3 separate regions of the Mus musculus genome follow, and all the other regions are linked to region 2. A link is a loop called in an ENCODE intact Hi-C map of the cell type or tissue named here. Cell type or tissue: heart. All regions are shown on one strand.

Region 1 (2,500 bases), 250 kb after region 2:
TCTTAATAACACATGTATTCATCACTTAGCTTCAGTATTATTGAGTCCTGGACAGTACAGACTCCCATCCACTTGTATCTCATACAACTATTATTTTGAAGAAAATTCCCATGTACCATTCACACATAAACATAAAAAGAATTTTTATAATATCAACAAATATTTCCTTCATTAACTCTTATTTTTTTTAAAAAAGATAATTAATATTATCAAATATCCAGACAGTTAAATTCATTTGCCTCCATTTTTTTTTTACCAGAATCAGTGTGCAATGGAGTCTTTAATTCTAATTGGATAAAAAGCCATAGACAGACGAATGATGGGTAGATAGATGAATAGATGGATGGACAGACAGACAGATGGCAGGCAGATTCTCTCCTCTGTCACACTGGAGAATTCTGATTGTTCTTCTCATGAGGTTTTCTTGAGCCTTGATCTGGTGGCTGTATCTGATGGTGTCATTTAACGCGTTCCTTTCCTCTCAAACGTTTGGTCAGATCCAAGGCTGGACAAGAATCAGGCTTGATATTTTGTCCAGAACACTTGAACTGCTATGTTTTAGACCTCCAGCAAGGCCACATGATTTTCCTGTCTCTCCATGACGTTACCACGCACCCCCCACCCATGTCATTGGGCCTACTTTGGGAAACAGAAAATTATATAGTAATTTAAAATAACGGAAGTTTAATATACAGAATTATTAAAATAATAGCTGTGGAGGTGTAAAGTTGCTTCTGAAGGGCACCCTATATCTGAGGGAGAATAGCAAAGAAAAACAACCCTGAAATAGGGGCTCTCCCTAAGGCCGGACTTTTGACATTGTTGAAGGCAAAAGCTTGAGTGAGGCACAATAGCCAGTAGCTGGGGACACTAGGCTATCTGGTAGGTGCATGTTCATACTTGCCATGCAAGAAGGGAAGGATGCAAAAGGTACAGGCGAGCTGAGGCTATGGCTGTTTACCTACCATACACAAATAGGAAGTGTAAGGACTCGTGTGAAGCATTCACACTTGGAGGGCTTTAAGAAACAAAGTCCTGCTGCCTTGTCAGCCAGCTGTAGATGGAAAGTGGTCAGGAGGTCTGTGTAAAACTGGTACGTTACAAGGGTGAAGGCAAGGGGTCTCTGAGTCCAGGCAGAGGATCCGGGAGAAGGACTGTACACTGTAGCGATCTTGATGGCACATGGCCTGGCTGATGAGCCTACATGTGCACTGCTGGAGGTCAGACACCAGGAGTAAAACCAAGTGAAAAGCCCCTTGTTCCTGTAGTGTCTCTTTAGCGCCCTCTACTGATGAAGCGTCAAATCATGCGCGTTGGGAAGGAGAAGTGTTTCGAATTCCTTCAATGAATGACCCCAGAGCACTGAAACGGTGGACTTAGGGTTTAAAGGCAGTAAATTAGTAACTGATATAACGGTCACTGTTAACTTTCATTGTTTCTTTGGAGGCTGCAAAACGGTGGTAATTTGGTTTTATTGATCTCCCTGTATTTGCTGGATGCTTGTACGGGGAGAACTTTCCCACGTCCTCTTGAGTACCCCAGGCACCGTGTATACAAGCACCAGGCTCCTTCCCTGTTGCCAGTTGTTTTTGTTTGTTTGGGTTTTTTGTTTTGTTTTTTTGTTTGTCTGTTTGTTTGTTTTTTAACATGTCTTCTTTCTCCATCCAGGCCTAGATTCGTGTAAAAGCTATTTTCTACCGACCACATCTTTCTGGGTGAGTCTTGGTTCTGCCCACAAAGCCCCTTAACGGGGTGTATGGAGATAGAGCTGTTTGCTCCCACCTCATGTCACCCTCACCTAATGAACCTAATGAAATGGGTATCCGCTCAGGGAAAGGAAAGACGACTTCCAAGTCTCCCAGCTGGTGATGGGAGGAAATGGGGTTAGAAGACAGGCTGTTTGACTCTGAGCTGAGTCTGGGAAGACCTTATATTCAGCTTGTTTCTCCTGGGATAACTTCAAGCTCGGGTCTCCTGGGTCTTCATCTCTTCTCTATTTGCTTTTGAATTTCAAGGTCATGGCTCTTAGCATCATTGTTGAGAACTCCCAGTTTCTCTCCCAGGTTGGTCACACACTCCAGTGGGGTGGGATCTTTATGGAGGGGCCGGTGCACGCTGATTAACTTCTGCTTTTTGTCTTGTCTCACATGGGTGGGCAGGTGCTTCTGCCCTCTCCAGGTTTTTGTCCCTTCCTCTGTCTCCTCCTCCACACAGAAGAGAATGGGAACTTCTCAGGGGATGGTGAGAGAGAAACAGTAACTGCTGACCCTGGTAGTGACTTGAAGACGGACTGATTCTCCTCCCTGCTCCATTTCCAGAAGCCATGATCCAGCTGTGAAGGCCCAGTCACTCCAACTACGTGGGCCGCTGAAAATCCAGTTTCAACCTGCTTCTCTTTCCCTCTCTTCTCCAGTTCAACCCCATCCTTCAAAAACTCACCTAATTCCTCTGGGAATTAGTCTCTTCCCCCAGGGTCACCAATTCTGCTTGCTAATCTCCT
Region 2 (2,500 bases):
CTTCAAAACTTTGAATTGATTTTTACCAAATTTAAGTTTTAAAAATAAAGACCCTAAGTGGAAACAAACTCCCCAAACTGCATCTTAAGATATTTGGGGCAAGCAACTCTATCAGATATTCAAAATTTAAAAAAATGTACATACCTGTCTTCATCACCATCAACAGGAATAGCTATGCTGAATACAGAGGTGGCCAGACTGTTCATAGGTGTTAACTGAAGAGGGTTTGTCAGGGCATCTGCAACTGGAGGCTTCACAACAGGCTTACTTTCAGCAATGAGAGAAAGTGGTGCTTGAGGTAGGGGTTCTGATTTTCTTCTAGTATCGTCAACTTGCCCGACTAAAGGCTGGGTCTGAGTCTGAAACTGGCTTAGGTCAGACTGTGGTAGACTTGTTGGTGCACTGTGTGTGCCTTGAGCTAAGGGTGAACCAACTTGCTGGATGACGCTGCTGCTCCGGCTGACTGGCGTATGGCTGCTCAGCTGCTGAGACTGGCCCAGAGGCGCGGGTACATTTGGCATAGTAACAGAAGTGGTGGGCACACTAGGCACGCTTGGAACGGGTACCGCTGCAGGCACGTTTGGAACTCCGGGCACCACGGTGTGAGGACCACCAGGCACGGCTGGCAGCTGACCACTGCCACCCATCTGCTGCGGAGGCTGCACGGGCTGGGGCTGCCCAACCCCAGTAAGCCCGGAGCCTGGCTGCACCACGCCTCCTAGAGCAGCTGGGGCCACTCCGGCCGGCTGACAAGGAGCGGCCTGGCCTACAGGAACCGGACCCGGGGCCACAGCTTCACTGGGCTGGGCGGAGGCGCCCATCATCTGGGCACCCAAGGAGGAGACGCTCTGGCCAGACCCCAGAGGAAAGCTGGCCGCGGAAGCAGAGGTGGCGCTAGCGCTGGTAGACAAGGGCTGCGCAGGGCTTGGCGGCTGCAGGGCCACGTGCGGCGGCAGGTACTCACTCTGGCCGGATGGCTGCATCGGCAACAAATGCCCGGGTGGTATCTGAGGCTGGGGATAGGCGAACTGCTGTGACAACGAGGAGCCGCCGGCCGGGCCGGGCTGAGCTGCCAGGGCCACAGGCTGCGCCAGGTTGACATTCGGCGGCGGCGGCAGCCCCTGACCGACAGGCCCGGGGAGGGCGCCTCCGGCCACGGCTCCCTGGAGCTGGGTTGGCTGAACGGCTGCTGTCATTGGCTGCGGCCCGGTCGCCGCTCCCGGGAACGGCGGCAGCGACGCCGAACTTGGAGCCACAGCCCCACCTACGGGCGGTGGAGGCTGCGGCTGCCCGACGCTGAAACTCTGCGGCTGGGCGAGAGTGGGCTGGCTCATTTTCTCCGACGGGGGTAGCTGTGACACAGCAGTCAAGGAGCTGTCAGTTCCCGAGTCCAGCCCGTGCGCCCCCTGCATGGAGGCCACCACCACCACCACCGACCCTCCGGTGGCTCCCAGGCCGCTGTCCCGCTCCGCAGTCTGCTCCAAAGTATTGCTGTGTCTAATGCAATCCCCGGACCTGGTGAGGACGCTGCTATCCGAATCCCGCTCGTAGTATTCCATACACGTCCATCGGCCGCGCCGGTACGGCTCCCCGCTCCCGTGGTCTAGTTTGATCACGCGGAAACGCGAACTACAAGTGGCAGGGGGCTGAGATGGAGTTGCACTACTCGGCCCAGGAGTGGACACCGAAGCGGCGGCCGCCGCCAGGGTCTGGGCGAGTGCCCCCGCCACGCTCCGGGCCGACACGCCACCGCCGCCTCCGTTGGCGGGCGCAGCTGAAGCGGCTGCCAGCTGCCCATCCAGGATGAGGTTCGGGGACACGGTCCCGGGAGTTTCCGCATCCCCGACATTGTTGAGCGTCTCTTCCGAGGAGCTACGCTCGCACACCTCCTCCGGGCCGTAATCCGTGGCCCGGGAAACGTCGAAGATCTCGGAGGACACGTCCTCCGTGCGCGACTCGTCCGGGTCGTCCAGGCTCTCGGTGTCCTCGGTGATGCTGGTGGCCACCTGAGCCGTGGTGACACTGGTGATCTGGAAGCAGCTCTTCTTCTTGGCCGGCATCTTGGACATGGTGGAAGAGGCTGGAGGGCAGAGGCTCCTCTGGGACCCCACCGGAAACCGAGAAGGGCCGAGCACGGGCCCCCAAAGACAAAGTCCGAGTTCGCGCCTGGGTCTACGGCCCACGCCGCCAAGTCACGGGCTGCTCTGGGCGCCGGCGTCTCGGCGCGACATCCTCCTCCTCCCTCCTCACCTCCCGCGGCAGGGGTGCCTCAATTCAACTCCTCAGCGACGGCCCGAGCGTGGTCCAGGGGCGGGCCGGCTGCTCCAACAGCTCAGCCTCCGCGGTCAGTCCAGCCCGGCGCTCGGCGCGGTCAGCAGGCCCGGCTGGGGGTGGAGCGCAGGGCGCAGGAGGCGGCGGCGGCGGCGTGAGGGGCGGTTCTGCCCCGCTCGGGCTCTCCTGGCCGGGTCCCGCGGCTGCTCCCGCGCGGCGACGCGGAGGA
Region 3 (2,500 bases), 570 kb after region 2:
GGGCGGTCGGTGCCTGCGCAGAGCCGCCTCCTCCCCGCCCCCGCCCCGCCTCCACCGCCGCCGCCGCCGCCGCCGCCGCTGCCGCTGCTGCGCCTCTGCTCCTGCCGTCCCCGCTGCAGTGCGAAGGGCTCGAAGATGGCCGGTTGGCAGAGCTACGTGGATAACCTGATGTGCGATGGCTGCTGCCAGGAGGCCGCCATTGTCGGCTACTGCGACGCCAAATACGTCTGGGCAGCCACGGCCGGGGGCGTCTTCCAGAGCATCACGGTGAGGCCCGGGGGCGCCAAGCCGGCAGGTGTGCGGCGGGCCTCTGAGAAGGGGACGCCCGCCCGCGAGGAAGGGATGCGGCTAGGGCTGAAGGGAAGGGTACCGCCGGCTTCCTCGCCCGCCCGCGAGGAAGGGGATGCAGCCGGAGCCCGGTTGCGGGCAGCTGAGCCTGGGGATGCTGCCCGAGGCCGCGCGGGGGCGGGGCGGCCGGACTCTTCGCCCCGGCGGCGCCCCGGCTTGCGGCTGCCAGGGTGGAGGAGGGGACGCCTCCCCGGGAGGCCCTCGGCGTTCGGGGAGCCCTGCGGGCTGCAGTGCGGGTCCCCGGGTGTGGGCGGGGGGAATCTGGGCGGCAGGCTGGCCCTGGATCTGGTTCGGTTGTGAGCGCGGAATGTGGGAGGCGGCAGTGGCCGGATCCCGGGAATTAATGGAGTGACTTTGCGTAGGCTTGCGGGTGTCCAGGCCGCCTAGGCTGGAGAGAAAGGTACGCGGACCACGTAGGTGGAATGGTGAATCTACTTCAGCTTGTGGTTCTATAGTTTTTTTTTTTTTTCCTCCAAGATGGCGAACTGCCATTGATTTCTCTTCTCCACCTATAGAGATTCATCGATATACTGTTATCCCCAGTTACGCAACATAGCTCTAAAAAGGGGATGGTTTAAGGGTGATTTAAAAAAATCTGGGGAGTCGCTGGAGGGGGATAACACTTCTCCAAGTCACTCCCTCTTTAGTGATGGTAGTAAAAGAACTAATACCGATTTATGCTTCACGGTGCCTCCTTTTCATGTGACTTGATGGCTTTTGACTGGGTTGCCACACATTTGGAGAATATTCGTCAACCAGTCTCCAACACTGCTTATTGTTATGCTTGTTTCTATGCAATGCTCTTTAAGATTTTGACACCAGTATCAAGTACAGGACCATTCTCTTAATTTCTTTGCTCCCCACTCCCACTCCCTCCCCTACCACATAACAGAATTCAAGTCCCATATCACAGGTGCTCAGCATTTTACTACTTAATGTGGTTTAACAAATTAGTGTGGATTCAGTCTGTGACAGGAGTGCTTTAAGATCTCCTGTCCCCATGTGGGAGGCCACAGTTCCTATAGCGAATTGACATTTGGTGATTAACTTTTTTTTCTGCAGTCTTGTCTTTGTGTGTGAGTTCCCGCTGTCTGGCTTAAGAATATTGCGGGAGTATGCTTGGAAATGGCTGGGGCCTGCTATGACTCTGCAGTTCTGATGGGGGCGACGCCTTCCTTCTTATTCATGGAACGTTAGAATGAACAGATTCTCTTTTCCGGTTCTGGTGGCTACCTCACTTTCTTTACCAATGCCCCTCCATTTTCTCTCTGATTTTGCTGTTGCTACCGCAGTGCTGTAGACAGAATCACTCTGCATTTGTCCAGAAGGAAAGCAGGTTATTGAATGGAAGGGCAAGGCAAGTTGGAGAGAAAAGAGTGGTGGCTAGAAAAGTAGGAGGGAAATATGAATTTGGAGATGTCCCACAGTCTGTGGTAACTGAGGTTCATACTACCAGGGACATTTCAAGCTGCTTGAAACAGAGATGTAAGCAGGCCCATCTGGATCGACTTTACCCAACTTTAAATTTGATGCAACATGACTAATGTGGCAAAATATGATAGTCAAGCTGTTGTATACAAGAGCTTATACCTGAATCTTTACAATTACATAAGCACCTCAAGTAGCACCTGACTTGAGATAGTTTATAAATAACTCGTTTTCAGTTTGCACCTAGTGTCAACTGCCAACTATTTAGGGAAACTCTCTGTATGGTTGATACACACTGGCTTTTAGTTAGCAGGCCTCACTGTTCGCTGCAAAAGCAAACTAATGTGTAAATCATGTAACCACGAAGGAATAGGTAATAATAAAAACAGCTATCTTGATTCTACGGTAGCACACAGTTTGTTGTATCAGATTCTGATTAACTGTAATTTTTTTCTTCTTTGTTTTGGGTGGCCAGCCAGTAGAAATAGATATGATTGTAGGAAAAGACCGGGAAGGTTTCTTTACCAACGGTTTGACTCTTGGAGCAAAGAAGTGTTCTGTGATCAGAGATAGCCTATACGTTGATGGTGACTGCACAATGGACATCCGGACAAAGAGTCAAGGTGGGGAGCCAACATACAACGTTGCTGTTGGCAGGGCCGGGAGAGGTGAGTAGGCTTTTTTTTTTCTCCTTAAAAGTTGCATGTCATATTACAACTAGGGT

Evidence for each region. A loop is a pair of places that touch in the nucleus more often than their neighbours do. Peaks named below come from ENCODE experiments on the same cell type or tissue, not always from the same donor. Only the 100,000 strongest peaks of a DNase experiment are listed, where the experiment ranks them.
Region 1: it touches region 2 in a loop (4-fold over the local background); 17 of 42 quality-filtered maps call a loop at or near these places.
Region 3: a loop joins it to region 2, with 4 times the contacts of the local background. A loop is called at or near these places in 16 of 42 quality-filtered maps.

What each region holds. Positions count from the first base shown.
Region 1 is chr3:58,162,722-58,165,221 of GRCm38, reverse strand. Gm40056 (a long non-coding RNA gene) reads right to left here. Exons shown (of 6, transcript XR_003954487.1): 5 at 966-2,500. It overlaps 1700007F19Rik (RIKEN cDNA 1700007F19 gene), which reads left to right and starts at 1,415. Exons shown (of 6, transcript NR_040538.1): 1 at 1,415-1,460; 2 at 1,669-1,715. In heart, a CTCF peak has its summit at 1,272 (motif pointing left); a DNase peak (open chromatin) is centred at 1,251; H3K27ac peaks cover 883 bases.
Region 2 is chr3:58,415,258-58,417,757 of GRCm38, reverse strand. It overlaps Tsc22d2 (TSC22 domain family, member 2), which reads right to left. Exons shown (of 4, transcript NM_001081229.2): 1 at 145-2,500. The coding sequence starts at 2,069. Among named protein-coding and RNA genes, the nearest start is that of Tsc22d2, 1.8 kb to the right of the region's middle. In heart, a CTCF peak has its summit at 1,274; DNase peaks (open chromatin) are centred at 737, 1,277 and 2,417; H3K4me3 peaks cover 2,500 bases; H3K27ac peaks cover 2,500 bases.
Region 3 is chr3:57,845,118-57,847,617 of GRCm38, reverse strand. It overlaps Pfn2 (profilin 2), which reads left to right. Exons shown (of 3, transcript NM_019410.3): 1 at 1-267; 2 at 2,252-2,444. The coding sequence starts at 136. Among named protein-coding and RNA genes, the nearest start is that of Pfn2, 1.4 kb to the left of the region's middle. In heart, a CTCF peak has its summit at 1,504; DNase peaks (open chromatin) are centred at 307 and 567; H3K4me3 peaks cover 1,809 bases; H3K27ac peaks cover 1,309 bases.